Linked DNA regions of Mus musculus: region 2 is linked to region 1. The links are chromatin loops, found by intact Hi-C in ENCODE. Cell type or tissue: gastrocnemius. All regions are shown on one strand. Each heading gives the region's core, and the rest is flanking DNA. Links, peaks and the distances in the headings are about the cores only. Region 1 overlaps Gm48957 (predicted gene, 48957). Region 2 overlaps Myo10 (myosin X).

What was found. Peaks named below come from ENCODE experiments on the same cell type or tissue, not always from the same donor. Only the 100,000 strongest peaks of a DNase experiment are listed, where the experiment ranks them.
Region 2: it touches region 1 in a loop (2.9-fold over the local background); 5 of 42 quality-filtered maps call a loop at or near these places.

What each region holds. Positions count from the first base shown.
Region 1 is chr15:25,432,496-25,448,157 of GRCm38, forward strand. All of the region lies in intron 1 of Gm48957 (predicted gene, 48957), which reads left to right. Among named protein-coding and RNA genes, the nearest start is that of Gm48957, 26 kb to the left of the region's middle. In gastrocnemius, for the core only: a CTCF peak has its summit at 8,678 (motif pointing right); DNase peaks (open chromatin) are centred at 8,674, 8,943, 9,463 and 10,785; H3K4me3 peaks cover 932 bases; H3K27ac peaks cover 1,850 bases.
Region 2 is chr15:25,783,049-25,798,710 of GRCm38, forward strand. Myo10 (myosin X) reads left to right here. Exons shown (of 41, transcript NM_019472.2): 27 at 2,755-2,998; 28 at 10,103-10,198; 29 at 12,635-12,728; 30 at 14,151-14,206. Among named protein-coding and RNA genes, the nearest start is that of Retreg1, 52 kb to the right of the region's middle. In gastrocnemius, for the core only: a CTCF peak has its summit at 9,245 (motif pointing left); a DNase peak (open chromatin) is centred at 9,181; H3K27ac peaks cover 1,371 bases.

The DNA of each region.
Region 1 (15,662 bases), core at 6,757-11,756:
CAGGAAACTGTACACTCCTGACCCAAGCCAGGGCACAGTGACAAAGTAAGGCCTGTTCAGTGTCAAATGAGAGTATTTGTAAGTCCCTTTGAAATCTTTGCAAGACCTCAAAGAATGCAAACTCATGTCAACTTGTTCTTAATACAGTCTTGAATATCTGCATGTTAGCAAGTGGAACCAGGCATTAGCCTGCATTCCCTCTTGTCCCTTTAACCCAGGGACAAGATTGTGACCACAACCTAGTCAGACAAGTCCCAGCCACACTCCCTTGCTTGCCCCCTTTAATGAAAAATGAGAGGTTTCATGATAGCACTTTCACAGAGACTTTGAAAATCTCTCTCTCCCTCCCTCCCTTCCTCCCTCCCTCCCTCCCTCCCTCCCTCCCTCCCTCCCTCCCTCCCTTTCTCTCTCCCCACAGATCTCTTGCACAGTCCAGGATTTAAAAGCTGTACAGGAATTCACTCCTGATCCTTTGAGCTGAAACAAACACCTACAGCTCCCCCAGTCCCTATCTTGATTGGAAATGTGTACCCAAAGGTACATACTCAAGACTACTGGTGTAATTGTCACTGCTGAGCCCAAAGGAGAGAGCATGAGTTATAGGCCTGAAACTGAAGGCCTATAAGGCCTGAAGGACATTTATAACATGTCCTACAATATAAGATATCCCTGTAGTGGTTAATGCTATCAATTTGTAGGGAAAAAAAAATCTAGAATCACCTAAGACATTTACGAATGAACATCATATTCATAAGGAAATTTTCATACCAAGTTAACTGAAAATTGACATCACCTATTCCAAACGTGGATGACAATATCACATGAGCTACAATCAGGAAAGGAAGAAAAGGGAACTGAACGCCAGCACTCCTGTCCCTCTGACTAGATGCAATGTGACCAGCAGGCTCGAACTTGCTGCACTTGGCTGTGCAGACGGATTATTTATGTCAAAAGAAATCTTCTTTCTTACGTTGCTTTTGTTGAGTATTTTCATCCAGCAATAAGAAAAAAACAAACAAAAAAAACAAAAACAAAAAACAAAAAACCCCACGCACACCCCAACAGGAGATTGGAAGCTTCTTTGGCTCTTACCTCATTCCCTAATGAAAGGGTTAATTTGCTTCTAAGATGAAATTGGTTTGGCCCACTTCCCCACATACTTACAGCTTGCAAGTTGTTCTTAAGCACCTTAGTCTTAATGAATTGCCAAGGACCATGGGTACTAAAGAAAGCATGCGATATGAATGTACTAGCTGGTTTTTGTGTGTCAACTTGACAAGCCGGAGTTATCACAGAGAAAGGAGACTCCCTTGAGGAAATGCCTCCATGAGATCCAGCTGTAAAGCATTTTCTCAATTAGTAATCAACTGGGGGAGGGCCCAGCTCATTGTGGGTGGTGCCATCCCTGGGCTGGTAGTCTTGTGTTCTATAAGAAAGCAAGCTGAGCAAGCCAGGGGAAGCAACCCAGTAAGCAGCCCCCCTCCATGGCCTCTGCATCAGCTCCTGCCTCCAAGTTCCTACCCTGTGTGAGTTCCTGTCCTACTTCCTTTGGTGATGAAGAGCAATGTGGAAGTGTAAGCTAAATAAACCCTTTTCTCCTCAATTTGCTTCTTGGTCATGATGCTTTGTTCAGGAATACTAACCGTGACTAGACAATGAACTGAAGTAAACTGGAGCAGGTATGGCCTCCAGAGGAGTTAGAAACATGGGGTTGGGTAGACATCAAGACCCTCCAAGATAGCAGAGGAAAAAGAGTTACATTCATAAACAAGAACATTAAAGCATGAAATAATTGTTAGAGGGCAATGAGAGGTGGGAGCTAGAATTGCAATAATCAATATATAGGCTTTAATAGATGATCAGATCATTAACATGGGGAAATCCTGGGAAATAAAACAAATATAATGATATACAGAAGACAAGAGGAAAGTCTCAGTGGGAGAGGACAGGCCTCATCCTGCAGGGATTGGATGTGGGAGGGGAAGATAGTGGGGAAACCAGAGGGCAGGAGAGAGGTGTAGTGACACACAAAAGGGGGCTTCCCCTTCTCAAAAGAGAAGGGGAGTGTGTAATGGGGAGGACTGCATGAGGGGGAACTGGGAAGAGAGAGTCCATCTCACCCCACTCAGGATGCCTATTATAAGTTTTTTGATAATCCAGAGAGCCAACAAGATGGCTCAGTGGGTAAAGGCACTTACCATCAGACTGAAGACCGGAGTTCAATCCCAGGGACCCATATGACAGAAGGAAAGACCTGACTTGCCTAGGTTGTTCTCGAACCTCCAAGTGCACAAGACAACACATGTGTGCCCCCCACACACACACACAAAATAAATGTGTGGTATGTAGACACAGTGGAGGTGATTTCAGCCATGAAGAAAAATGAAATTATGTCATTTGTAAGAAAATGGACGGAGTTGAAGAATATCCTACTAAGGAAAAGAAGACAGACTCAGAAAGATGCGTTTCACATACTTTCCCTCATTTGTAAAACCTAGATGTCAGATCTCTCCCTCCCTCCCTCTTCCCCCTCTCCCCAACTCCTCTCCAGGAAGGGAGAATGGGAGTTATTAGAAAGAGTTAGGGGATTTTTTTTCCATTTTTATGTCTATGGGTGTTTTTCCCGAATGCATATGTGTGTACCACGTGCATGCTCTACAGAGGCCAAAAGGAGATGCTGGGTCTCCCGATGCTACAGGTATAGACAGTTGTGAATTTCCACGTGGTTGCTGAGAATCAGGCCTGGGGCCTCTGAGAGAGCAACCAGCACTCATAACCTCTGAGCCATCTCTCTAATCTCTCAAATAGATTTTAATTGCAGAAATATATTTGTGAAGTCCATTGAGGTTCCACTGTGAGAGAGAAACCCTGCCCTAAGTATACACTGTGTCTTTAGGTGACAGCTGATAACCAGGCTGGGTAATTAGCAATACATCTGAATAGAAATCTTACTTCCCTTTTGTCACATTAAAAAAAAAAAACCTCTAGTGTAGCACAAGAGCATAATACACATGTTTATATGTATGTTGGTAAGTCTTTTGGTTTCATTTTGTTCCACTGGCCCTATTCTGAACCAAGGGGCCTCGGGACACAGTTTCACAAAGTTTGGGAGCTACAGGATGCTATGCCCCAAATTATCTAAGAAAAAGACACTGGGTCATAGGGACAGGTCTCATGCATATTTCTAATGGTGTCATCATGTAATGACTAAATTCGGTTAATCAATTTGACTCTGAATTGAACTCATTGGATAAATTTAATAAATTCTTGAATGAATCAAAGAATTAGACAGGAGATTGCTCTAATAAGGGAAGGCAATTTGTTGTTACAGTCCCTGTGAGTACAGCCATCAAGAGCACACGGCACATTGACCATATCTACTGATAGGACACAGCATGGTAACCTATGAATGTATCTACCCAGGATGAGCACAGTGACCTGTGACAGTGTATCTCCCCAGGACACAGCACAGTGACCTGTGAGTGTATCTACCCAGGACACAACACAGTGACCTGTGACAGTGTATCTACCCAGGACACAGCACAGTGACCTGTGACAGTGCATCTACCCAGGACACAGCACAGTGACCTGTGACAGTCTATCTCCCCAGGACACAGAACAGTGACCTGTGACAGTGTATCTACCTAGGACACAGCACAGTGACCTGTGACAGTCTCCCCAGGACACAGCACAGTGACCTGTGACAGTGTATCTACCCAGGACACAGCACAGTGACCTGTGACAGTGTATCTACCCAGGACACAGCACAGTGACCTTTGACAGTATATCTACCTAGGACACAGCACAGTGACCTGTGACAGTCTCCCCAGGACACAGTACAGTGACCTGTGACAGTGTATCTACCCAGGACACAGCACAGTGACCTTTGACAGTATATCTACCTAGGACACAGCACAGTGACCTGTGACAGTCTCCCCAGGACACAGCACAGTGACCTGTGACAGTGTATCTACCCAGGACACAGCACAGTGACCTGTGACAGTGTATCTACCCAGGACACAGCACAGTGACCTTTGACAGTCTATCTACCCAGGACACAGCACAGTGACCTGTGACAGTCTCCCCAGGACACAGCACAGTGACCTGTGACAGTGTATCTACCCAGGACACAGCACAGTGACCTGTGACAGTCTCCCCAGGACACAGCACAGTGACCTGTGACAGTGTATCTACCCAGGACACAGCACAGTGACCTGTGAGTATATCTACCTAGGACACAGCACAGTGACCTATGACAGTCTATCTACCCAGGACACAGCACAGTGACCTGTGACAGTCTATCTCCCCAGGACACAGCACAGTGACATGTGAGTGTATCTACCTAGGACACAGCACAGTGACCTGTGACAGTGTATCTCCCCAGGACACAGCACAGTGACCTGTGACAGTGTATCTACCCAGGACACAGCACAGTGACCTGTGAGTGTATCTACCTAGGACACAGCACAGTGACCTGTGACAGTGTATCTACCCAGGACACAGCACAGTGACCTGTGACAGTGTATCTACCTAGGACACAGCACAGTGACCTGTGAGTGTATCTACCTAGAACACAGCACAGTGACCTGTGAGTGTATCTACCTAGGACACAGCACAGTGACCTCTGACAGTGTATCTCCCCAGGACACAGAACAGTGACCTGTGAGTGTATCTACCTAGGACACAGCACAGTGACCTCTGACAGTGTATCTACCAACAGCACAAAGCACACTTCCCTGGCCTGTGAGTGTAGCTACCAAGAAGGCATAGCATCCTGGCCTCACCTGTAAGTGTAGTTACCTACAGCACATACATAATAATTAGTAGCAGCTTTTTTGTTCCCTCCTACACGACACAGTTCTGTTGGAAACCCTACTTTCAGGGTTACACAGATATAAGTGGGGTCTTGATGCTCTTAGTCAGAGGATATTACCTAAATTACAGAATTCCAGCTTCTCAATTTTACGGAGTCTCATAATAATTGGATATTTAAAGCACAAGTATGTGAGTGACATCACTTCCATGTCTGGGAGTCATCCTCAGAACTTTCCTGACCAGAAAATCCCCCAAAATCCTGCCCACAATACTGTATGAAAATCAACCTATAACAGGCATTTCATGGAAGCAGAAAGGAAAGCCAAGAGAAGACCTTGTCCACCCCCAATCAGTAAAGCTGGATTCCAGCCAGGAAAGTGTCCCTCTGAACTACTTACTAACTGCATGGAAAATCTGTCTCCTTGCCCTCCCAACCCCAGAGAGACCTGCAGACAATGCCCACCCAGCTCCAACCCTCAGGAGGGCAGAGACCAAGAGCATCCTTGGAATACCTGCCCACCTCTGGCATTATTCTCTCCTCTTCCTCCTCCTCCTCCTCCCCTCCCTCCCCCTTCTCCTCCTTTTTTCTCCTCCTTCTTCTCCTCCTCCTTCCTCTTCCCCCTCCCTCCCCCTCCTTTCTCCTCTTCTTCCTCCACCACCCCCTCCTCCTCCATGTCTTTTTTCCTCCTCTCCCTCCTCTCCCACCTCCTCCTCCTTCACCCCACTTCTCCTCCTCCTAATCCATCCCTCTTCTTTTCTTCCTCCCCCTCTTCCTCCTTCCCCACTCCTTTTCTACTGCCCCCAAAGCCTCCTTCACAGGACCACTGTCTTCTGTCAGTCCTTGCCCCACATCTTACTTCAAAAATGAGAACTGTACAATGGGACCTTACAAAACATCATTAGTGGTTGTAGACTGGATATAAAGTATGTAATATAAACAGCTTTGAGAAGGTATATCTTTCTGTGCCATTGCTTAAAAGCACCACATGACTCTCGTTCCTTCTAAGATGTCAAACTGTTCCATTCTCTACCTTTCCTAACATTTTCTTCCAGAATGTGTGATGTGCTAAAATAAATCCATTTCTTTTCAGCGGGCTGATAAAAACCCACAGATCTCCAGTGCTAGACAAAGATTGGCAGAGGTAGTTGTCGAGCCAGCCCATCATGTGACTAGAACGCCACAAATATAATGCAGTGAGCAGATAAAAACGCCACAAATAAAATGCACTCAGCCTGAATGAGGTGGGTGAGTCAAGATGTCAGGCGAAAGGCTTGGGGCAGCAAGATGGTGCAGTGGGTCAAGGCACTTGCCACCACCAAGTGTTACAACAAGAGCTCCATCCCTGGCCTGGGACCCACATGTGGAGCAAAAGACCAGATTCCTGCAAGCTCCTCTAACTTTCACCCCCCTCTCTTTCCCTTCCTCCCTGGTATCTCTCTGTCTGTCTCTGTCTCTCTCTCTCTCTGCCCCCCCCCTCTCTCACACACACACACAGAGACACTAATTTTCTAATGTTGGTAGTTGGAAGTAACATTAACTAAGCAAACCATGACTGGCTGTCTTATATCAGGAAATATGAGAAACAGGACCCAGCCAGCCTTCTGTAGCTGCCCAAATAAGTAACTGCAACTTAGTTGCTCAAAGCAACAAAAATGTAACTTCCTCCAGGCCTGGAGGCCATAGGTCAAGGTGTTAGTGCGGCTGTGCTGGGGAAAATGTCTCCTTGCTTCTTATTAGCTCCTGCCTGCCGTCAGCATTTCCAGAAAAGCTGTTAGCATTTCTGGGCTCATGGCCCATCAAGCCAACCTTCTTCACACCATACATATGTCCTTATGAGAGTATCTGCCATGGACATAGGTCCCACACAAGTGATCAGTAATTTCCCCATCTCCAAAGCTTTAACTCATATGTCTGCAAATATGGAAATGTCCATATATGCTGGAGATCAGGTTGGGGACAATTGTTTGGAGGAGGGGTCATCATTCAACTCTCTACATTGCCACGATCCAAAACCAGCAGTAAAAGCTGATGCAGAAGCCCGGGAGGCAAAAGCTGCACGACAGCGGCTGTGTGCGCACACGACAGAAGAATATAAACCCCAAGAGCTGTACTGCGTTGACCATGGCGGACTGTAACCTCCCTGAAACAAGCATGTGAAAGGCCGTCAAGTGTCGGAAAAGCTGAACAAGTATATTTAGGATAAAACCTCATTCTTTTTTATGGGGTTTTGTAGGTAGTCATTCATTCATTCATTCATTCATTCACTTTGCATCCCAGTATCTGCCTCCCTCTCCTCCCAGTCCTCCCCCACCCCCATCACATGGCTCCCTCCCACAGGGACTCCACAGGAAGACCAACAGAATCTTTTTCTTTAAATCTTGAGTGTAAGCATGTCCATGAGCGATGTTTGTGGACATGTGTGCGCATGCTTGTGTGCAGGAGGGAAGCATGTGTAGTTGTGTAAGTCAGAGAAGACTATTCCCGGTGGTGGGCCTTGACCCCTCCCTTCTTTGAGACAGGGTCTCCTCTCATTGTTCTCTGTTGCATACAACAAGAAGCCAATGGGGAAATTCCCCAATGGGACAATTACTGATCACTTGTGTGAGACCTACATCCATGGCAGATACCCTCATAAGGATACATGTATGGTGTGAAGAAGGTTGGCTTGGTGGGCCATGAGCCCAGAAATGCTAACAGCTTCTCAGAGTGTTAGGATCCGTCTGTGAGCTCTTGGGAATCCTCCAGTCTCAGCTTTGCATCCTGCCCTAGAAGCACTGGAATTACAGATAGTCTACTTTTCATGGGCTCTGGGAACCTGCCTCAGCTCCTCACACTTGCAGCAAGCCCTTAGTGCCCTGTGCCTAATTAAACCTTTCACTAGGGGATAACGAGTGTGAGCCTGAGGAAAAGAAGGCTTGCCCAGAAAAGCAATGGACTCCCGTCCAGCAAAGACTCTCAAAAAGAGAACTGCTGACTTTCATTCAAATCACGACAGGTAAATGCACAAATGCCATTATCCTATAAGGGACAAGGTGACATTATCCATTACTGGATCTCAGAGTGTTAGGATCCGGTGTGACATGCATGGAGTCCCAGGTCACCCTATCTACCTTCTGAGACTTGTGCCCTAGCCTGGGGTTGCATGGCTCATACTGTTACTACTCTTACATTCTCAGTGAGCCTCTGATTGTCCTTCGCCTCGCTGCGGTTAATTACTAACTTTGTAACACGGGAAACTCCAGCCAAGCGATTTTATCCCCTTTCCCACTGTAAGTCAATGAATCCGGGAATCTGTAAATTTCCTTCCACGGAGGCTATGGATCTTTCCTATGAGGTCTTGAATGTAGAACACACTCCAACTCTCTGGAGGGATTCATATAAGGCTCTGTGCTTGTGTGGGGGAGGGGGCGATTAACTAAGCCCCCCAGGTTCCAAGGGTCTCAGAAGTCTACCCCATAAGAGCCCTTGACAAGCCAAGGCCAGTAAGGAACAAGGTCTATAACTCAATGTTTCTCTTAGACCATCCCCTTACACAAGAAAACCCCTGAGTTCTGGTTTCAAGGACATGCCTTTAAAGAGACATGTATGTACCATACCAGAGACTCAAGGGTCTCTTCCCAAACACTTGTCCATATAGGTTGTTGGTTCAGGAGAAACTCTTTTTTAATTACGTGGTAAAATGAAAGAAAACAGCTAACATTTTTTTAAAACCCATAAAACTTCCTTTTCTTTTTGGCTTATTTATGAAATATCCACCCCTGTGGTTCTTCATAGTAGCTTCACAACAACTTTTTGGAAGCATGGACGAAAACTGATCAACCAGAACAAGCATGAATATCACAAAATTCCCGCTAGGGGGCGCTGTAGTTTAAAAAGCTCCAGAACAAACTCAAAACCCCTAATTTAGGTAACACCGGTCATTTTATTAACATGCCAAAAAGGAACTGTTTCTGGGGAACGAAATGCTACTGTTTCTCAGACGTAGCACAGCAAAACAATTTCAGAAGGCACTCACGGGAAAATAAATTTTTAAAAAAAAAGTATTTTTCTGGCCGCCGTTGCTAAAAAGTAGCTGACTGAAGCGCTCAGGGTTGGCCCCAAACTAAGGTCAGAGTGTACGTGCCCCGGAAACCCGAACCAGCCCAAGAATGCGCACGAGGCTTCGAGCCCAAAATATCACGAAAAAAAATCCTACTCTGTGCCTCGCTACTCCGCCCTCATCCCACCCCCCCACCCCACTTCTGCTGATACCCAGAAACAAGAAAAAGTAGGCAAGTGGCAGACCCTTGAAAGTGAGAATTTGGAGTGGCAGAGGTTTAATTTCATTATGTGTCGCATGTGCGCTCCCTGAGGAGGACACAGCTTACTTGTGGAAGGCGTCATGTGACAGGGAAAAAAAGGTCAAGCAGACACCTTCCCCTCTAGCTGAAGCAGAGAGATGCGAAGCGAGTGCCAGGGACCAGAACCTCAGACTCTGATCCAGCCCAAAGTGGTTGATTGCTTTTTCATTAGTCATTTTCAAAACATAAATTATTCATTACTCTAAAAATAAAATCCTAGTCTAGGAGTTGAACACCCGAGGGCTTGGGACAAGGCAAAGGGAAGCCAGGACAGAAATTTTGAACAAAGCTCAGCCAGTGTGCGCGTGCGCACTGGGCACCCCGGCCATCGGAAGCATCCTTCACACAGAAAACCCTCACAGTGCCTGGGGCCAAGGGAACCCTTCCGTTCATTTGGTCAGAGCTAAGGATAGGATAGCATTTCAAACTGCGTCAAGATCCCCTTCCCCATCTTGTGTGATGTTCTTTGGAGATGTAATCAAGTTAAAAAGAAGCCATCAGGGAGAGTCCCCGTCCAGAGTGACTGTCATCTTTCTGAGCAGAGGACGTTTAGAGATACAGAGAGACCTGCCATGGAGCAACAAAGGCAGAGACTGGAGTGGCATATCTATAAAACAAAAGACGCCAAGGACTGGTGACAGCCCAGCAGTCAGGAGCAAAGTGCTGACCAGCTATTGCGTGGAAGCCCCTGGAAACGTCCCTTCCCAGGCCTTGATTCCAGACTCCTAACCCTTGGATCTGTGAGAACACAGGGTCCTGTTGTCCAAGTCACCCGGCTTGTGGTATTTGTTCTGGCAGCCTAAGGACACTAACCCCAAAGTCAGAAAGAAGTCGATGGAACAGAGGAACCCTGTGAAGAGACCCTTAATTAATGCAAGGTCCTGGGACATTCTCTCTGTTCTTGTCTCCCCTTTTCTCTGTTTCTTCCCTCTCCCAGTCAACAGTTCTCGGTGATTTCTGCATCCATTTGTGTGACTTAAAAGACCAAAAAGCTACATAGTCTGCCTGGTGTTTTAAACCACTGTGCTCCCGCGAGTCTCAAAGTATTGCGGTAACTTTTTCCTAATCTTAAGTCATTGAGAAGGGAAAGGTAAGAGGGCAGCATTTACACTCTGTATATAGGCCATTGGCAGAGTGGTTCCTTAGCAAGCACGTGACTCCAGGTTCAATATGTTATATAAGAAAAAAATACTGGGGGGTGGGGAGGAAAGGAGGAAAATAGCACATAAAGATAACATCTCTGAGATGCAAAGAAGAGTTGAATTTCCTATCTTAAGTCCTCATCTTACAGAACTCCGAAGAAAGGATTTCCAGCTCCCTCTTTCACTCGGTTACCCTGTATTATTAATTATCACTTATAAGAATAAATAAATGGCTCAGTGGTAGTGGCACACGCCTTTAATCCCAGAACTCTGGAAGCAGAGGCAGACAGATCTCTGAGTTCCAGGCCAGCCTGGTCCACAGAGTGAGTTCCAGAACAGCCAAAACTAGCTACCAAGAAAAACCCTGTCTCAAGATAAATAAATTAATAAATAAAAAGAATGAATAAATGTTCCCAAATGACAGCTCATAAGCAGCTGCCTTTAGGAGATGGTCTGTGCATGGCAGCATGCCTCCTGAGGACTTTGACGGGGGATGGGCGGTAGGCAGATGTAACCATGGTCCCATGAGAGGCAGTGAAGCTGAAAAATTCCTCTGTCTGGTGTTGTTTGTCTATCCTCTTAGGACCACACACCCCATTGGATGGTTCCCAGATCATGGTTCACTTAGTTGCATCACAGTTGCAACCTAGAAGCTGAAGGTTGTATCATATAGCCTGTGTGTGAAGTAGACTGTACCATCCGGGATTGTAGTTATGAATCACGCAGGGACAAAGTCACCATTTTAACAAGGTATTTCCTAGAATATGTTTAGGTACACAGCTTAGACAGAAACGGCTCTGGTTTCTGAGAAGCCGTAAATCCCAGAACAGAATGGTTCAAGGGCATTGTCAGGCTCTCCTGTTCCACTGCCTACGAGAATTGCTCCCTCTGCCTATTCCATTCTAAGAAAAAGCCCCCTCCCCCAACCTCAGAGCCATTGGAACGAGTGGGCATAAGCAGAGCTAAGTATTCTCCCTTGGTGCCCTGCCTCCACCTGTCCCCAAGATGGGAAAGTCATTAGCCGGTTTGTTTAGGTGTATCACTGTGCTGAGGTGCTCAGTGTCCCCTCTGCCAGTGGCACTCGGTCTCCAAGATGGGCCCTGCCTTAGGGGGTGGCTCCAAACTAGAACCAGGTCCCTAGCATCACCCTCTCTCCAGATGACAGAATCCCTTTTCCTTGTGAGCTTCTGAAGAGTTGAAACATACAAGCATTTCTAAAAGAACTGAATGAAATCCAATAGAAATCGAAGAAATACACATTGAAATACAAATCCATGCTGAATTTCCCCACAACTCACAGGGTCTGGTGCCATTTCTCATCCAAACCCAACATAAAATTCAGACAGTAAAAATCTCCATGGAAAGGGCCATCTCACCCCCTACCCCACCCCCACCCCCACCAAGCACATCGCCTCCTACGCAACTCAGACTGTGTGATCAAAGGCATTTATGACCTAGGGCTTAGTCTTCTGATGACTGGTAGGTTATCAGATTCTCCACATGTCATCATCCAGCTTGGGGGGTAGGAAAAGTAGCTTCAGGGAGTGGCTCGGCCCCATAGTCTCATGTAACGGAGTAATTGCTGGAAGCGTAACCACAGAATAGACGTATCACTCAGGCGAGATGAATCACAGACGCATCACAGTTGATCTCAGTGACAGCAAAGTCCCTGACAAGACAGATGATGCAGGATGAGGTCACAGGAAGATAGGATGCAAGGGATGGGACACAAGTCCCCCCAGGAGAGAGAAGGGACGAGATAAGAAGCCACTGTGTCTGGAGTTAGGAAGTTGTTAGAGTAGAAGCGAGCTTCGTGTTCCTGGAGTAAGGAAGGCAGGAACTCTCATGAGACACAGTTGACTTGGGAGTCAGATGACGTCAGCACAGGTAAAGACTCTTGCCACTAAGCCTGACAACTTGAGTTTGATCCCCAGAACCTGCTTAAAGGAAAGGAAGGGGAAGATTCCTGGACGTTCTCCGCATGACCACCATAAGCACAATTGCATCAACGTGCGCACACACATACACACACACTGACATATAAACGCTAAGGAATTGTAAAGATGGGTGTGACAATGGTGAATTAAGGGAGGCCAGCAGATGTGATAACAGTCAGCTCTGCTTGACCATTATCACACATGTGCCTTCCCATGTAATCCTCCAAATGCTGTCATGTAAAAGTCCCCGAGAACCGCATTTCAGGGAAGAGCCAGCAAGCCTAAAAACATTAAGGAAATAATGAAAGTCACACAAAGTCAAAATTGGAGCTCAAGTCTCAGCGATGGTAGCCAGAGTACTTAGTGTGAGAGCGCGCGCACGCGCACACACACACACACACACACACACACACACATACACACCTTAATTGAATTGGAGGTGAGAAGAACTAGTCACCTGAATCGCACACATAGCAAGGGTGAAGCGATTCAAGGAAAATCACAAGGCATCAAAGATTCAACAGAGTATATACACTGCTCCAAACCAGGAGCATAACAGACAGGAAGTGACCACGGACAGTTGATATAACGCACATACCCAACCAAGTGGAGGAAAGTGGGTCAAGGAAAAGTAAGAGGGTCCTCAGAAGGAACTTCAAGGAGAATGGGGACAGAGAAGGGGTTACTCCCCAGGAGACAAAGACCAATGGCTCAGGAGCAAGAGTGCCAGGCATCCCAAGGGAGACCCAGGGAGAGCTGCAGGGTGAGTGGCAGCTGCGGAATGGGAATGGCAGGAACTCTGGGGCTTCTCAGGGAGGGCAGGAATGTGCAGGCCTGGGACAACTCACCAGCCCTCAGGGTCCCTCAAGAGTCCTGCTGTTTCCCTCTCTCTGGAGATGTCAGGACACTGCCTCACTCCGGGGCCAGTGGGTGGGTACCAAGGTAGAGGAGGAATGTAGGGGCCACCGACTGGGGAAGAAGGAAGGACCAGGACCGCTGATCCCCTACTGCTGGTGGCCAGGAGCTGCCAAAACACAGGAGAATTAGCTGCTCTAGGAGGCTTACCCGGGTGCGGGCAGGAGAGGTAAATAATCCTGCCTAGAGTGCATTCCTCTATTCCCTGGAAACCCCAAGCAGAACAGTTTGCTGGGATTAGGTTAAACATGCGGCTTATTCGGAATGCATAGGACAAGACGCTCCCGCAAAGGGCAAGGAATTAGAAACGTCCAAAAGCCTCCAACCGTATCCACAGCCCCTGGGTAAGGAAGTAAGTACAGGGCAGCCACGTGATCTCAGGATCCCGGCTTTCAACCCGCTCCTCTGTCTCCTGACCGACCTTCTCTTTGCTCGGATTTCTAATTGAGAGCCACTCACTCACTCACTCACTTACTCACTCACAGATTTTCCCCATCAGCTTATTATATTCCCGCCACGCCTGGCCCCTGCTAGGCTGGGATATGGTAAACCAGTGCGTGAGACTGGTTCGAAGGTTCTAGGGGAAGACTGGAAAAGTATCTCCAAGAAAAAGGCTTTTTAATTAGAGGCCATTCCGCTATCAGTTCTCCTGGGTGGCCCCTTAGAGCTGAGAACAGCCATGCACTGTTAGCGCCACTAACGCTGTAATAAATTGATCCTTTCTCTTGCATGTCCTTTGCCTTTTTTTTTTTTTTTTTTTTTTTTGGTGGGGGGTGTAGTCTTTCTTTCCAGAACATCCTTGCCTCGGGTTTAAAAAGGAGAAGGTATTTTTGAGGGAAATGAAGCAAAGATTTTTTTTCCCCAAATAAGCAATCTGAATAAATTTGGAGGGGGGGTCCCTCCTATCAGGTGGCTCTGTGTAACTGAGTGGGGTTCCAGAGTTGTAAGATGGCTTTGACCTCGAAGAATAGCAGTAGGTCATTTCCTATCTCTATGTAAGACACAGGTCCATGCTAGCTTTCATAGGGAGTGCAGTTCACCTTGAGCCACTACAGCAGACTTATGACCCTGACGAATTGTTTTTTTATGATTATTGAAAATGTCAAGCTCATGCAACAGAATGAAGGAGACTGCGGTAGTGTCTGCGTCTGGTGTCCAGTTTCAACAGCCAGCAACATCCGCTCAGTGTGATAACTGTATTTAGTAGATGTGGAAAGGAAGAAAGTGATGAAAGAGAAGGAGAAAGAAAAGAAGGAGAGCAGCTAGGGAGGAGAGGAGAGGACGGGAGGGGAGGGGAGGGGGGAGGGAAGGGGGAGGGAGAGGGAGGGGGAGGGGAGGGGGAGAGGGAGAGGAGAGGAGAGGAGAGGAGAGGAGAGGAGAGGAGAGGAGAGGAGAGGAGAGGAGAGGAGGGAAGTATCAAGTTTGTTGCAAGCTAGAGCACATCCCCTGTGCCCACCATGCTGTTCTGATGCACTAACCCACACTGGAATCATTTTTTTTTATTATTATTACAAATTGCATGGTATTTGTTTGGCAAAATTCCTCTAGAGCAATCATTTCAATTAAGATTTCAGAGAAACGATTAGGAGCCTCATTACCAGGCAATCTATTTCATTGTAGCTCGTTCTGAATGTGACTCTAAAAACAAAACGGATTATTTGTGCCAAGATCCCATTTTATTTATTGGGGTTTTAACCTCACGCACCAAATTCTAGTAAGAAGCTTAGAAATTTCACAGCTAAAGAAATGATGACAGTGGAGGGGATGAGAGAGGCAGAGGGAGGAAGACACGTGGTCCATGGATTTCAGAAAACTCCAGCGGACTCTGGGGATTGTACACACTGCAGACTACTTAAAGAAAAGGGTCCTGTGAGGGTTTTTTTAAAATTGTTTGTTTGTTTGTTTGTTTTTATATATCAAGGAAGACAATTCTAGGGGAGCCTACGATATTAGAACTGGCCTCTCTTTGGAGGCATGGATAAGATATTGACCTGCACATTAGAGGTTTTGTTAATGTAGAACAAGGTTCTCCCCTGCTTCCTCCTCCTCCTCCTCTGCTTCCTCCTCCTCTGCTTCCTCCTCCTCTGCTTCCTCCTCCTCTTCCTCCTCATTTTCCTTCTCCTCCTCCCTTCCTCTTCTACCTCCTCCTTTTCCTCCTCTTCCTCCTCCTCCCCTCCTCTCCTTCCACTCCTCTTCCTTCTTCTTCTCCCCTTTTTCCTCTTCTTGTTCCTCCTCCTCCCTCTTCCCTCACTATTTTTCTCCCTTTGTTGTCTTGTTTTAAGAGCATGCCCTGACTGAAAAAGAACGCATTACCATTCATGCTAGCAGTAGCTAACAGTATCTTACAGAATCTCAGGGGGTTGTTAGAAAATGAAAAGGAAAGTGGAAAAGACAAGCAGTGAGCTCCAATTTTAGCTCCTGGCCTTACCATGTCATTTGTTACCAGCGGCACGAAACCATCCATTGTGGGATCCAATGAACTCAAATGACCAACCCAAAATACTGTCCACGT
Region 2 (15,662 bases), core at 7,183-12,182, 350 kb after region 1:
CTTCAACTCTCTATAGCCCTGGGGGTGGGGGGGGGTGGGGTGGGGGAGGATACAGCCTTCAACTCTCCACAACCCTGGTGGGGGTAAAGCTATGGAAAGTCCCCTCACCTCAGTGAGAAGCCATTTAGCTACATGAAGAACATTGGTTGATGCAATGTGGCTGTTACTGCCCTGACGAATGTAACTTGACTCCCTTGCTAGGGCGTAGGAGATGGGTAAGGTGAAGAATTTGTAAACATGCAGCGTCTATTTTTGGTCACACTCTTCACCTGGCATCTCCTTCTCACTCACATATACATACGTGCAAGCAAGTGTCAATTCAATCACTGCTGGAAGTCACTGGGACCCATACTAATAAACCCCCCATACCCTCCAACACACACACACACACACACACACACACACACACACACAACCTCAAAAGATGTGATGAACCCCATGGAGACACAGCCTGTGAGACTACTCATCACACCTACTTTTTGATGAGATTTTTTGGCATCAATTCTAGTTGCTAGTCAACATCAAAAATGCTGCACTTAAATATTAAACATTAAACACCTCCAGGCACCTGCCATTTAGGAATTGATTTCATTACAGACGCGTGCTTGTGCTTAGATGTTTTGGTGCTGGGGCCTCTGTCAGGGTCTGGCATAATGGGAAACTGTAATCGTCACCAGGATTTGCTGGCAGATTCACATAGATGGATAGAGAGGGAACCCGGTTTTTCTCAGAGGATCGGAGGATCCAAGGCTTGGGGAGGGGAAGGTCCGGAGCGTGGAGACAGGGCAAGATAAAGGAAACACTCGCCAGTTCATGCCCGCCTTGCATCTGCAAGCCTGTTCTCTTCCTCATTTCTCCATCAGCAAGTATTTTGTTATTTCTAGCTCTTCTCTTAACTTTCCCACCAGCACATGCTTGTGTCTCTGTCTCTGTGTGTGTGTATGTCTCTCTGTCTGTCTGCCTGCTTGCCTGCCTGTCACTGCTTGGAAATGCAAATCTGGGGAATTCTTAGCACTCAGCAATACATCTGAGAAAGCAGGGAAGTCTCAAGAACTTGGTTGCCCACAGAAGACCTGAACAAGCAATAGACACAGAAGGGGGACGTCTCATGGGGACCCAATCCTATACAAAGAGCTATAAGAGACTAATGAATGCCGAGAGCCGAAAACATTTTCTCCAGGGAAGAGCCTCCCTGTTGCTTATCCAATACCAAGTGGTCATCCTCAAATCGTACACATACATGTTCTGAGCAGTTCCCATAAGCTACCGAGGGGGCCGCTGCAGCGGCTGTTGTTGACGCATTTCACGAAGATTTATCACCTAAAGTTAATAGGACAACAGGACAAGCTCGTGCTACAGTTTTCCTCTGGGCCCATCTTCAAAGGTGAAGATGAAAGTCCCAAATCAAAACTATGCTAATGTTTCATTGTGAGAGTCCTTGGCAAACCTGCTGTGGAGAAACTGCCCTGTCTTGGCTTCAGCACACAAGGTCTCAGCCAGTTGAGTGGAGACGGTTGGAATGTCTAAGGAGGGAAGAGAGCATCAGGGTATTTTAAGGAGGGGATGGGCTGTCTCTGCGTCCATTCATGCCAGGAAAAGGTCCGTTGGATTTGCTTTCTGATCTGTAAAAGGAATGCGCTGTCATTTGGGGTTTAAGTCTCCATGTTTAGGTATCCCTTGCTTTTGTTACCGTTTGATCAAAAGAAAGGAATAGCATGAGCAGTTTTATAGCGAGCTGTAGATTGTGTTCTCCCATGTACTGTTTTATAGAGATTTCTGAGTGAGGGCAGTAGGATGCCTGGCCTATGTCTGCAGAGAGTCTGGTTACCAAGGTCAGGCCATCCTAGAAAAGGTAACACTGTATGCGTTCTCCCATGTTATCTCAGTTAGAAGACATTTTCTGCCCAGTGTGGTGGCATGTGCCTATTGTCCCAGTCCCTCAGAAGGCTGAAGGAGGAGGGCAAGCATGAGGGCAGCCTACGCATCTTGATGATAAGACCCTAGTTCCAAATCAAGTTAAGAAATGGACTGGGGTGGGATGGGTGGCATAGGTTAGGTGGCCTAGGATGCTGCCGTCCTGGGTTTGGTCCTCAGTCCCACATGACAAGCCGGGAGGGAGGCAGGCAGTGGGCTAGCTCTGGATCCACCAGCATCTTCTCAGTTTTGCAGTCTGACCAGGTCACTCCGCACTCCTGCTTGCTTGTTATAGTCTCAGCCTCTTGCCTTGCATCCGTAATCCACGTCAGATGATGATGTCTTCCTATGAAAAGATGTGTTTGCCCAAAACACTGGCCTTCCTCCTGCCCTGGAAGTGAGACCTCATCAGCAATGCTAGCGCGCCTGACAGTGCTTATTCCTGCATCTGTCATATAAGGGACGCACGACCTTTGTCAGTCCACTACTCTGGGGCACTTGGAGGAGACCGTGGGACGGGGCTTGCTCACACCCCCAGTCATTCCTGGGTAGACTGTCAGTCACTGACTACTGCCATGTGGGCTGCTTAAAGGGACTTCTCAGATAACTGAGGAGGAGCCATTTTGTCTGTCGGGGTGGAACAACGTTCTTGGATGATACAGCCGGGCCGGATCATCTTCTGCACACCAAGCAGAAGCCCCAAGCCCCTCCTCCACCGGGCAAGGGTCTGTTGAGTGCGTGTCCGCTGAGGCAAGGCTCAAAATGGCCTGTGGATTTTGTGGCTTGGCTTGATTGACTCTGTAACCCTTTCTCTGCCCTTTCTTGGGGGTGGGGAAACAGGTGGCTTAATGAACTCCTGGAAGCGCCGCTGGTGTGTCCTGAAGGACGAGACCTTCCTGTGGTTCCGCTCCAAGCAGGAAGCCCTCAAGCAAGGCTGGCTGCACAAGAAAGGCGGGGGCTCCTCCACGCTGTCCCGGAGGAACTGGAAGAAGCGCTGGTTTGTCCTTCGCCAGTCGAAGCTGATGTACTTTGAAAACGATAGCGAGGAGAAGCTCAAGGGCACCGTGGAAGTCCGCACCGCCAAGTATGTTATGGCAGCTCGGCTTCTTGACTAAGCTGATGTGTGCACGCGTGTGTGTATATGGGAGCCGACATCAGTGTAGGGTAGCGTTCCTCAGAAGCCGCCTTTTAGAGGCGGTCTGTCCCTGGGGCTCGGGACTTGCCAAATAGGTTAGGCTGCCTGGCCAGTACACCCTAGGGAATCCTCCTACTTCTGTCTCCGCAGTGCTGGACTTGCTGATACGTGCCAACACACTCAGCTGGTTCTTATTTTCCCTTACCAACTAGCAAGGAAAAGAAGAAGCTATGCAAAAGCACATTGATGGTACAGACAAGTACCGACACAGAAATCCCCTGTGGGGTTACAGCAGGCCACCTGGGGGTGTCTTTTATTGGACTTACAGGAGCAATAGTCTGTACTTAGGGGTGTAATATGGGCGGTTCTCTATTTTGATGGACAGATTTTAGTTATGTAACCTTTGCTGTATACCCTTCCCATAATGCATTGGCTTTTAATTATATATAGGCATAAGCTGTTAAATAGGGGGGGCTTGCTAAGTGTTTACTTACAGGGAACGTGGACTCAAAATAATTTCAGTCCCAGTAGTCTCTTTTAAATCCCCTCTCCCTGGCTGTAACTGGAGTATGATGAACTAGAGACTGTTCTCATTTGGTGGTAGGTAAGGGGAGGGGACATTTATTTCAGTGTTTAGAGTAGGTAGGTATGCATGTGGTTCAAGGCAGGCAGGAGTGTCCTGAGTTACCAAGAGGTTGCTAGAGGCATTATAAGGAGAGGGGTATGTGTAGATAGTAGCACAGGTGAGGTCTCAACGCCAAGTGCAGTTGGGTCTGGTCTACGCGCCTCTTCCCGTCACACCCAGATTTTAAAGTAGGTTCTGCAGCTTGGACCTAGGTCCGAGAGCACCTTGCATATCAATTACTTTACAGACTCAACTATCTCACTAGCCCGAGAGTTCTTGGCTGCAGTAGACTGGTAGAGATACTCAGACAGTCTTGACAGTTCACTTTCACTAGGTTGAGTTGTGAAAGAACTGGAAAGCAAGCCTCAGTCTTGGAATAATTCACTTTATTTTCTTACTTATGCATTTATTTATATGCGGTGGCAATTACACGCAGATGTTCCTTCTCACACAGTAGACAGATAGGCCCTTGAACATACACCCACTGGAAATGTAATGCAGCGCCCGCAGAGGAAGTTGTCTTGAACAAAGCCAGGTATAATGCACACCTCTAAACTCAGCTCCTCCGGAAGGCTTAGGTAGGAGAAGTAAAGTTTGAGGCCAGCCTGGGCTACCGGAGAGTTTGGGGGCAGCCTGACCTATATGATGAGAGCCCATCACAACAAACTGGGAAAAGGGAGGGCAGACGTGGAGGGCCGGCCCCTTCGAGTTCTTCCTCGATCTGGCTGCCATACAGCAGTTGAATGGGGAGCTGGTTGCCAGGCGGGTTTTGAGATGAATTGCTAGCTTCTAGCTGTGATGTGCGTCCTAACCCCTCGCCTGCAATTCCCCCACACTGGAAGAACAGAGCTGCAGTTTGGATACCACACAACCTCTCCAGCCAACAGTCCCATCTAGAAGCAAGGCTCTCGACTGTCAAGGGACCACTGTTTTTGTTAAAATTTAATGTTTTTAGAAATTTGCTGGGGCAAGGGTCAGCTGTTTTTCCCAGTTAGCTAGGTACTGGGCATAAAAATCTGATTGTTTAAGAATAACCTGTACCCCATGCTGCTGAGAACCGGGAAACCACAAATATTTGGAAAGTGGCAAAATGAGCTTTGAGAGATGAAATTAGCCCCAGAAGTCACCAACCGGCCTTAACAATGGAAGATTGTTCTCCATGAGCTAGTGTCAGCAACTTAGGAAAATTCCTAATGGGAATGTGGAAAGGAAAAAGAGGCAAAACAAGGCGTTTGTGTATTTGATTTTTGAACCAATAGCAAGGAACAGACAGCAAACTTTGGGGTCTTTCCAGACTGTCCAATGGGGGTTCACTAGGAGCAAGATTAGATTTGAGGGCGTTTGGGTCTGTAGAGTTCCACAGCACGGCTCCCGAATACGCAGACACAGGCTTGTCCCTGGCTATTGCTGACACAGTGTGGGACAGCAGGGGGGTATTACTGTCGACCTAGATATGGCAGTGTACCGGGTCACGTACAAATGTGAGGAACTGCAGTAGCTGCTATTAGTGTCTGAGGCGAGTCCTAGAGCCTCAGACACCAAGGGACAGCATCATGTCCCTTCTTCTTTGCTATTCACACCCCTCCTTAGTCAGGGTTTCTGTTGCTAGAAAACCCAACTTGGGGGGGGGGGGTTTACTTGGTTTATACTTCCAGACCATAGTCCATCATGGAGGAAGGCAGGACAGGAGCTCAGACAGGGCAGGAACCTGGGGCCAGGAGCCGATGCAGAGGCCATGGAGGGCTGCTGCTTACAAGCTTGTTCAGCCTGCTTTTTTATAGAACCCAGGACCACCAGCTAAGGGATGGAACCAACCACCATGGGCTGGGTCTTCCCCCGTTGATCACTGATTGGGAAAATGCCTTACAGCTGGATCTCATGGAGGCATTTTCTCAACAGAGGCTCCTTCCTCTGTGATGACTCTAGCTTGTGTCAGCTTGACACGCAAAACCATTCAGTGCACACAAGAATAGGGGAAAACAAAATTCACGTCCTTACCTTGCTTCAGTGACTCTCCAGCCATGCAGAGCAACCACTGACCTGTTCTGACCAAGTGCATTTTGCTGAAGCAAGTTGCTGGCATCGTTTCTTGTAAATATGTTAGTATGCTCTTAGGGACGCTTTGGGGAACACAATCCATTCTCACCAGATTGAGAGTGTCACCGCCTACCATAGATTCCTGCCATGTTTCCTACAGTTGCCTCATCGGCGCAGCAGAGACTACTCTGTTGGTTTTCTTGCTTATGTAGACTCTTTCTTTTAATCAGAATCCAGTAAGGCCTGTGCCCAGCCTTTTGATGCTGCAGCACAACATTGTCGCAAGGTGCACACTCAAAAGCTGTACAATAAGAGAAAAAGAAAACCAAGAAAACAAAACAAAACAAACAAAAAAACCCCACAAAACCGCACACTCTTTTCAGTACATCTGGGCCACGTTCCCAGCCATCCTGGGCCATGGGGCCCTGCCCGTGGGTTGGACATGTCTGGTTGACGTAAGATCACACATCTTCAGGCTTATAGATTCCCATCACCTCTGTCCTGTCTTTCATGTGCAGCTGGAGTCAAAGACTCTTTCCCGGGTTTCTAGGCATCACTGGTTACGCGCGACTGCTTGGCTGAGCCTGTTCCTTCCCTTCCCAGTATCTCAGTTTAGGAGTCATTCTTTCTGCTGAGTACTTTGAGTCTGCTGTTGTTGGACTCTCCTATTGCCTAAAGTGTTTCTATAAAGAAAACATTTCCTAATGGTTACCGCCCGTGGTTACCCCGAGGTACTCTTTGTATAGTATAGTCAGGCTGAATGCTTGCCTTCCGTTCGTCCTCTGGTTCCAGGAAATCAGTGGATTTCTTTGCATCATCGGGCACTGACCACTGTTTTTGTTTTCCCAAGTATCTTCCTGCACATGTGGGTTTAACAGGGTATTCCAGGCACTGCAGCTCTGCTGGATTCCCACAGTAGCCCCACATCTGGACCGGCAGAATTCGACAGGCCACGTAATCCTCGATCTGTTTCCTGTCCATGCAGCCATCTCTGAGAGCTTGTTTCCTAACATGACGAGATGCCCTCTGCTCTCTTTAGATCGAGGCTCTCTCAACAGAAGGCCTTGGCTTTATTGTTTTAGTCACCATTTGGGGGAAGTCCTGAACTGGAACCCAGCTATACTGGAGCCCCATCAACAGCACCGCCCTCTTCACTTCAGAGAAGCGTATTCGCTCCTTTAGCCCTGCCTTTGTTTCTGAGCATTTCTGGGATTTTGAGGTTCAGAGCTGTGAGGCTGGTCATGGAGTCTGAAGCCTCCTTTAACATACATGGAGGGTCTGAGTTCTTGAGAGGGAAAGAGCCAGTATTCCTGGGGCTCGTTCTTCTGCCTACGAGGACCTGTGCTGGTTGGGTTTTAGCAACTTGACACAAGCCAGGGTCATTTGGGAAGAGGAAACTTCAACTGAGACAAAGCCTTGATTAGACTGGCCTGCAGGCCACTCCAAGTGGGGGCATTTTCTTGATTTATGCTTGATGTAAGAGAGGCTAGACCACTGTGAGGAGTGTGAGCCCTAAGTAGGTGGCCCTGGGTGACATAAGAAAGCAGGCTAACTGTGCCATTTTGAGGAAGCCAGTAACTACCATCCCTCCATGGCCTCTGCTCCAGTTCCTGCCCTGGCTTCTCCCGGTGATGGACTGTGATCTGGACGTGTAACAAATAACTCTTTCCTCCCTGGGTTGCTTTTGGTCCTGGTGTTTATCCCATCAGTGGAGCGCAAACTAGGGTGGCTTCCATCGTGAGACCCACTAGGCTACCCTCTTCTGTGCAGAGGAGGCACCACAGGCTCCGCCTTTTCCCTAGGGTCTTACTGTTGGTGTGCGAGTGCATGTGCCATGGTTCATTCGTGCAAATCAGAGGGCAACTGTGGAGTCGGCTCTCCCCTTCACCTTTACCCTCATCTCTCTGTCCCCTGATCTTACGGGATTTTCACATTACAATCCATCTGTGTTTAGGTTGTTCCTTTAAAACTCGGATTTTTATTTATGTGTATTTGTGTCGGAAGGGGTTGTTCACATATATGTGGGTACTCACAAAGGTCAGAAGAGGGAGGGTCTCAGGTCTTCTTGAAGCTTACACACCTCTCTGAGCTGCCTGACATGGTGCTAGCAATCAAACTCTGCTCCTGGAAAAGCAGCAAGAGCTCTTAACTGCCTGCTGAGCCATGCCTCTGGCCCAGAATACATTGAGCTTTGTTTCAGTGAGTCCAGAAATGTGGTCACACCAATTTACTGTCTCCAGCCTGTTAGAATTGCAGTCATGTTGGTATGCTCTGCTGTGAATAAATTCACTGCTTCGTAGATCAGAGCAGACGGGCTGATCCTCAAGACCATGCTAACATCAGGTGCATTGCCAGCTCTGCTCCCATCCTGCTACACAAACCCTTGTGTTTTACCCTAATTTAGTTAACCTGTCCCAGACACTGAGTCTCTGATATTAATTAGGGAGTGTCTAAAGGAGATCAGGATGACACCAAAGTCTGCCTTGGCTCTGGAGCCTGCAGGAGGCAGTGGTGGGGAAGGTATGCCAGGTACCAGCCAGGCCTCAGCCTGTGATAGGAAGCTCCTTTCTTGGCCACTTTGTTCTGTTTAACAAATAAATACCCACAACTGAGTAATTTCTAATGAACCAATTTTTTTTTTTTTTTTGGTTTTTTTCAAGACAGGGTTTCTCTGTATAGCCCTGGCTGTCCTGGAACTCACTTTGTAGATCAGGCTGGCCTCGAACTCAGAAATCCGCCTGCCTCTGCCTCCCGAGTGCTGGGATTAAAGGCGTGCGCCACCACGCCCGGCTAATGAACCAAATTTATGCTGCCCATGTTCTAAATGCTAAGAAGTCCGAGATTAAGGAAACACATCTTACTACATCATCCATGGCTGAAAGGCAGGCATGCTCTCAGAACAGAGTGAGCCAGGGAGCAGATGTTTGAGTCCTCACTCTAAGGGCGGAGGCAGAGACTTGCCACTTTGAGGCCAGCCTGGCTATCTAAAGAGACTCTATCTCAATAAAAATTACAGAGGTGATGTAGCTCAGTGGTAGAGTGCTTGTCCGGCATGCACAGGGCCTGGATTCAATCCCAGCATTGGAGAAGGGGGGTGTGGGAGGGGGCTGGAGTAGAGAAACTAAAGGAAGAGAAAAACATAACAACTTCCAGCCCAAGAGCCTTAGTCTGTTCACAATAGTGGCGCGTCATAGCTAATCCCCTCTTCGGAGTCTTTCCTGTAAGTACCTGCTTTGATCACATATCCAGCATAGGAGCTAGGGAGTGGTATCCTCAAAGCACAGCTGCTGAGACAGACTAGGGAAGGAGCTCACACGGGACCACGCTGCTTCCTGGGTTTCCTCCTATTGTGTGCCAGGCAGAGGGCAGAGGAAGGCTTTGTTGGACTCTGAGCAGAGTCAGACATGGGGTGTCCACTGTGCAAAGAGTCATCAGGGAAACACCCTGACACCTTCCTCCCCCCCCACCCCATCCCTAAGCCCACTGCAGAGGCACTATTGCGAGCACAGGGGGAGTCTGGTGCCCCCTGGAGGTCCTCTGGAGAGCAACCCTTCATTTCATTCATGTTTATGATTTCAGTTATATGTGGTCAAAAAACCCCTGTTAGAAAAATTATTTTATTATTTATTTATTATTATTAATTATTTTTATTAATGATTAATTTTTTAGAGAGAAAATAGAATGGTCACCTAACTTTGTGTGTGTGTGTGGTGGTGATGGTGGTGGTGGTGGGTGTTATAGTTATTCTGTGTTGTTGTTGTTGTTCACCCTTGCTGCGTCTGATTGTAAAGTAAGCTTTACAGTTCAGATGCGTGCACGGGTTGTATGTCCCAATCTGAAAATCCAAAATCTAGAACTTTCCAGGCTTTGAGTGCTGCTAGGATGCCCCAAGTGGGGAATTCCTCTCCAACCTCACATGACTGGTTACAGTCAAACTCCAGGCATGTGGAAATCACTGTCTAGAACTGCATTCAGGAAGCTGGAGTATAGCCCCACAGTGTACCTTCTGCTTCACACAAGACAAATGCCTTCAGGCTATGTGTGGATGAGAAATAAATGCATCCCATGTTTAGACTTAGGTCCTGTTCTGAAGTATAAAACCCTTGGTCTCAGGTGTTCTGAGCCAGGCACGGCACGCTCTACACTGTATGGGAACCATATCACACGCACCACACACATGCGTATGTGATGCAATATCCACTACTATCTTAGTCTCGGGGACCTCCTAGGAATCTCAGAAATCGCTTCTAACTGGGGGCGGGGGGTGATGAGGCACGGTATATAATTTCTAAAGGAACACTCCCCACGTGGTCATTTGGTAAGGCTGCCTTTCTCAGCTTTCCGTAGGAGTTTTGCACTCTTGATTTCCACTCTGCCTTTGTGTCTTGCAGGGAGATCATAGACAACACAAGCAAAGAGAACGGGATCGACATCATCCTGGCCGACAGGACCTTCCATCTCATCGCGGAGTCCCCCGAAGATGCCAGGTGAGGGGTCTGGGCATGGGCTGCTGTCTCACCACGTCCTCCCCGCTCCCCTGGAGTTCAGGCATGAGCCCCATGCAGACACTGTTTATTCTGTTGCCTTTGAATGGGATTTTAGGTTTTCAGTTGGGCTTTCTATCGGGACGGTTAAAGAGGCATAGGAGATGTACGTCTTGTCCCTTAAGGAATCTCGCACTAGCAGATGTGTTCAAACACAGCAATGTCACAGCCTCAAATAGCACCGGATCAGACAGAAACCCTTCTCTGTGGATGTTTCTGAGCTATAGAGGTGAAGAATTTGTACAAAGACATAAGGAACAGTCCGTTGTTGCCTTAGACGTCCTCTGCTTAATGAATAATAGAACTGTGGCATGCAGAGGATCTGAAAGTCTCTGCCTTGGAGGACTCAGTGGACAAGCTAACATTATCTAACATTAGCCGTATTCTAGATAGAGTTAACTCATTTGGTTCCCAGTCAGTCCTGTGGGGTAGGTGTCATTATTTATACTGTGTAGACCGAGTGACAGAAAAGGCACACACAGGAATAGTATATAGGCTCAGTCCTGTGGAGTAGACACACCCTCCTGCTTTTCTGTCCAAAGAGGCTCAAGTCTCTGGAGTCACTCGCTGGCTGTTGTAAGCCGCCTGTCTTTGGAGCTTTGAGCACAGGGATGAGACAAAGGGAGGGAAAAATGACATTTGCTCTTCAGTGACGTAGAGTCTAGGACACAGTGGAGTGTCCTGTCCATTCTTGGCTCATGGTGGGAGGCAGTTGTTACCTGCCCTGAGCCAGTACTAGGTGGTAGTCTCTGGGGATGACAGCAAGTGTCCTGTGCTGTTCAGTGTCCTGCCCAGAAGTCATCAGAGATTGCTGTCGATCCGTCATGCTCCTGGCTTTCTCCCTCCTGCCTGCCATTCCAGTGCCTTTAAGTTGATCTAACACCACAGCAGCAACACGAAAGGTCAAAACGCCAGAAAGCGATTCTTCCCATGGGAACAGACTAAAGCCCTGGCTGGACTCATAAATTATAGCACAAACTGGGAAAACAAGCAGACCTGAAATTACAGCCCCAACATTCTGTCTGGGACTCCTAGAGACCACACGTGGCTTTCTGTGGTCCAGAGACTGCCCACGAATCCTCAGCTGAATTACAGGCCTGGCATCTGGCGGTTGCTCTGTCTGTTTGTGCCATAATGGACCTGCTAAATTTAACATTTGGGAGGTTTTTAGCCAAACCGGTTTCCCCTGACAAGTGGAACACATTAAAAAAATGAATCCCTTTATACATTTTAAAATTATACATGATTCATACGAAATGCCTAAGTTGTAGGAGTATCAATAGGAATGAAAGCCAAGCAATTTTGTTCTTTGTATTTGTGTGCATGTGCATGTATGTGATTCATTCGGCATACGTCTTGAATTGTGCTATGTTGCAGTGTTTGGTTTAGGGACATTTTTTTGACGTGACAGGGTCATGACTACAGGGTGCCTCTGGTTGGCCAAGAAGGATGACCACAGGCAGATGAGGATGTCCCCGGCTTTGTTTGCTCCCCGAGTCCACAGTGTTGAGTATTCTCAAGCATTTGCTCCATCAGGAATCTTAGGAAGGAGGTTTAGTTTTTGCTGAAAGTAATTTATACGCCTAGCGTTATGTGAGGATGTCAGCTGTTCACTTAATTATTCCACTGCATAGCGACATAGGACCTAAGACAAGCCTGGACAGGAAAGGGTACCTTGGCTTCTCTGGTCCCTGGTGTGTTTTGTAATCAACACTGTATGTATGTATGTATGTATGTATGTATGCATGCATGCATGTAAATATGTATGTTCCAGGTTATTTTCTTTCTGTTCATCTCAGGTTCCCGCTTCTTGTGGGACTTTTATTCTACTTTGCTTTTCTCCATCCATCTTTCTCATTACGATGCTCTGGAAGTGAAAACCCAGTTGAAATAAAAATGGAAGAATTTTGATCACAGTAATTTCCTGCTTTTGATTTAGACACCTGTTTTGATTTCCACCTCCCCTGTGGTTTTATTCACTTGTGTGGGGTCCTGGCCAGCCATGGAAACCCCAATGAGCCTGAGTGGACAGACAGACGTCAAGCCATGGGTCTGAGGGGTTCCTGACCCCTCTAGTGTTGCTTTTCTTTCCTTGCATGGGTGTCTCCTCAGTAGCACTCAGTGAGGTCTGAGTGCCGGCCAGGGCGGGTGCTTTATGTGACAGTACATCCTGCTAACGGTAGTTGGGCTGGTTTGTTGTTGTTGTGTTTTGTTTTTTAGACTGTGCTTATGATAGTATGTGCACCAACTTGCGTGTGAGAAACAGGCACATTGGCAGCAGAGCAGCTCAGAGGCGGGGTCCTGGGCAGGAAAAATGGAGAGCATGGTTTGGCCACTCCGAACTTGGCCACCCGTGACTGTTGTCCTCTCTGTCCACAGCCAATGGTTCAGCGTGCTGAGTCAGGTCCACTCGTCCACAGACCAGGAGATCAGAGAAATGCATGATGAGCAGGCAAACCCCCAGAATGCTGTGGTGAGTGACGGGTGGGTGGAGGTCGGCTGTCCAAAGTCGGGTTTTGTTGTTGTTGTTGTTTTTTCTTTTTCTGGTTTTTCAAGACAGGGTTTCTCTGTGTAGCTCTGGCTGTCCTGGAACTCACTCTGTAGACCAGGCTGGCCTCGAACTCAGAAATCCACCTGCCTCTGCCTCCCAAGTGCCGGGATTAAAGGCATGCACCACCACTGTCCGGCTGTCCAAAGTCTTAAATTCTGCTTAATATCTCTATAGAGGTGCTGGAGAGATGGCTCAGCAGTTATGAGCACTGACTGCTCTTCCGAAGGTCCTGAGTTCAAATTCCAGCAACCACATGGTGGCTCACAACCATCCGTAACAAGATCTGATGACACCCTCTTCTGGAGTATGCTTACAGCTACAGTGTACTTACATATAATAAATAAATGAATCTTTAAAAAAATCCGTACAGAAAAATCAAATTACACATGAGTTCTGCTACATTTCACATCTTCTACCTAAAACCTTTTAAAAATAATCACAATTTTTAAAATTATAGAAGTACCAGAAAACTTATATTTTGAAGAATCACATGAATTGTGAATAATGGAGTTTTTGGCATATTCTGGGCACACAGGAAGTTACTGCATATATCTTGCATATATATGTGTGTGTGTGTGTATGCAATATGTAAAATTAATTTTTTAAAAACGCTTTGTTTTCATTTGTAATTATGTTTAAGAGGGTTGGTATGTGCATGTGTGTTGCAGTTACCCTCAGAGAACACAAGAGGGCGTCAGATCCCCCTGGAGCTGGGATTCCAGGAGATTGTCAGCCACCTAGTGTTGGAACTGGAAACTAAATTCAGGTCCACTGTAAGAGTGGTATACTCTTGTAACTGCCGAGTTATTGTTTCTTCCCAGCCCCCAGAAAACTTTAAAATCAAATGTCCCCTTGCAGAATATTTGTTAAATTAATAAAGGGTTATAGCATAAATCAATAAATTTACACTATTAAAAAGCTAATCATTAGTTGATGGCTAGTCATTAGTAAAAATGTTTTAAGAGCAAGAGGGACTGCCTGATAAATTTATGGGGTTGTTTGTTTGTTTTGGTGTGTGTGTGTGGTTGTTGTTGTTTTCTTAAGATTTATTTCTTTTTATTTTATGTATGTGAGTACACTGTAACTGACCAGAAGAGAGCATCAGATGTCATTACAGATGGTTGCTAGGAATTGAACTCAGGACCTCTGGAAGTGATCTTAACTGCTGAGCCATCTCTCCAGCCCCCGAATTTATAAAGTGTTTTAAGGAGTTCACTAGAGACTGCCAGAACTCTATTAAAGGGAGGGAACTTCTCTTAAGCAATTACAGTCCGGTGATGCCGTGTGAGGTCATGCTCTTCTGGCTCCTTCGTCACCCTTTCTGTCCTTTTTGTCCCTTTGCAGGGCACACTGGATGTCGGGCTGATTGATTCTGTATGCGCCTCTGACAGCCCTGATAGGTAAGCTCCAATATGGCACTTCAAAGAGAGAACATGGTGGCCTCTGGCCTTGCCACTGCCCCCTTCTCTAGGCTATGTATGAAGCCCTGGCAACCACCTCATCTAACGTCCTCTAGCAGGCTGACTTTGGCTTGCTAAGGTAAATGAGAAGCCAGACTTTAACCATCCATTTGCAAACGCTGCAAAGCAGAAGGGGGTGGTTTCTGTGTGGACGATCTGCTTGGGATAGCTTTTCTTCTTGTGTTTTATTTTTTGAGACTACGTTCGTCCAGACTGGTGTCAAAGTTTGGACAGTCTTCTCCTGTCTCCGCCTCTCAAGTTCTAGGACCCAGTGTGTGAACCACCACATCTGACTGTCTTGGAATTCTTATAGCAAGAAAATGGCTGTTTAGGAAAATGGTATTCCAGCATAGGGAGCCTATAGCATTTCCTTTCCTTAAAAATTAATAATGACCTGATGATAGTGTCATGGCAGATAGATATAATAAATATAAATACAAGCATGAGCCCTGTCCTTGACATTTCTACTTTGACCTAAAGGGCAAAGCATCGTCAGATACCTTTGTTGTCTGTCCGTTTTTGAGTCAGTCCTTGGCTGACTCAGTTGTCCGAGGGGCAGAGTCCAAATTAAAACTGACTTTTGCCATTGCTAAGATAGCCAGAGGTAAATAAGAGTGTGGTAAGCCTTATAATAAGTAATAGTAATATTTTTTTAAAGTCTGCTAGGCAAAGTAAGAGCTCCAGGGTCCTCCCCGTTATGTACTCTGGGGCTGCTGGGGGATGGGAAGCCTTTGTCTCTGTCAGCCAACACCATTTAACACCTGTGCTGTCAGTCACCAGGGTCCAGATGCTGTGCTTACCTAAGTTCTCCCTCACTGAGCCTGCTTCTTTTCACAAACTCTCTGCCCCAGCCTGGCCATACCTTTGCATTATACTATTTGGTTTTTCTCACCTTTCTTCCTTCTCAGCTACAGTTTTTTGTTTGTTTTGGTTTGGTTTTTGTGGTTTGATTTGGCTTGGTTTGGTTTTTATTTCTTTTTCTTTTTTTTTAAAGATTTATTTATTTATTTTATGTATGTGAATACACTACACTATCATTCTTCAGACACACCAGAAGAGAGCATCAGATCCCATTACAGATGGTTGTGAGCCACCACGTGGTTGCTGGGAATTGGACTCTGGACCTCTGAAAGAATAGTCAGTGCTCTTAACCACTGAGCCATCTCTCCAGCCCTTGGTTAGGTTTTTCAAGACAAGGTTTCTCTGTGTATCCCTGCCTGTCCTGGAACTGGCTTTGTAGACCAGCCTCACCTCAGACTCACAGAAACACGACTGTCTCTGCCTCCTGAGTGCTGGGATTAAAAGCATATGCCACCACCTCCTGGCTCAGCCCCAGTTGTTAAGGGACCTCTGGCTACAGACAGGTAGCCCACTTAGCCTTTGCTTTCTTTGCTAC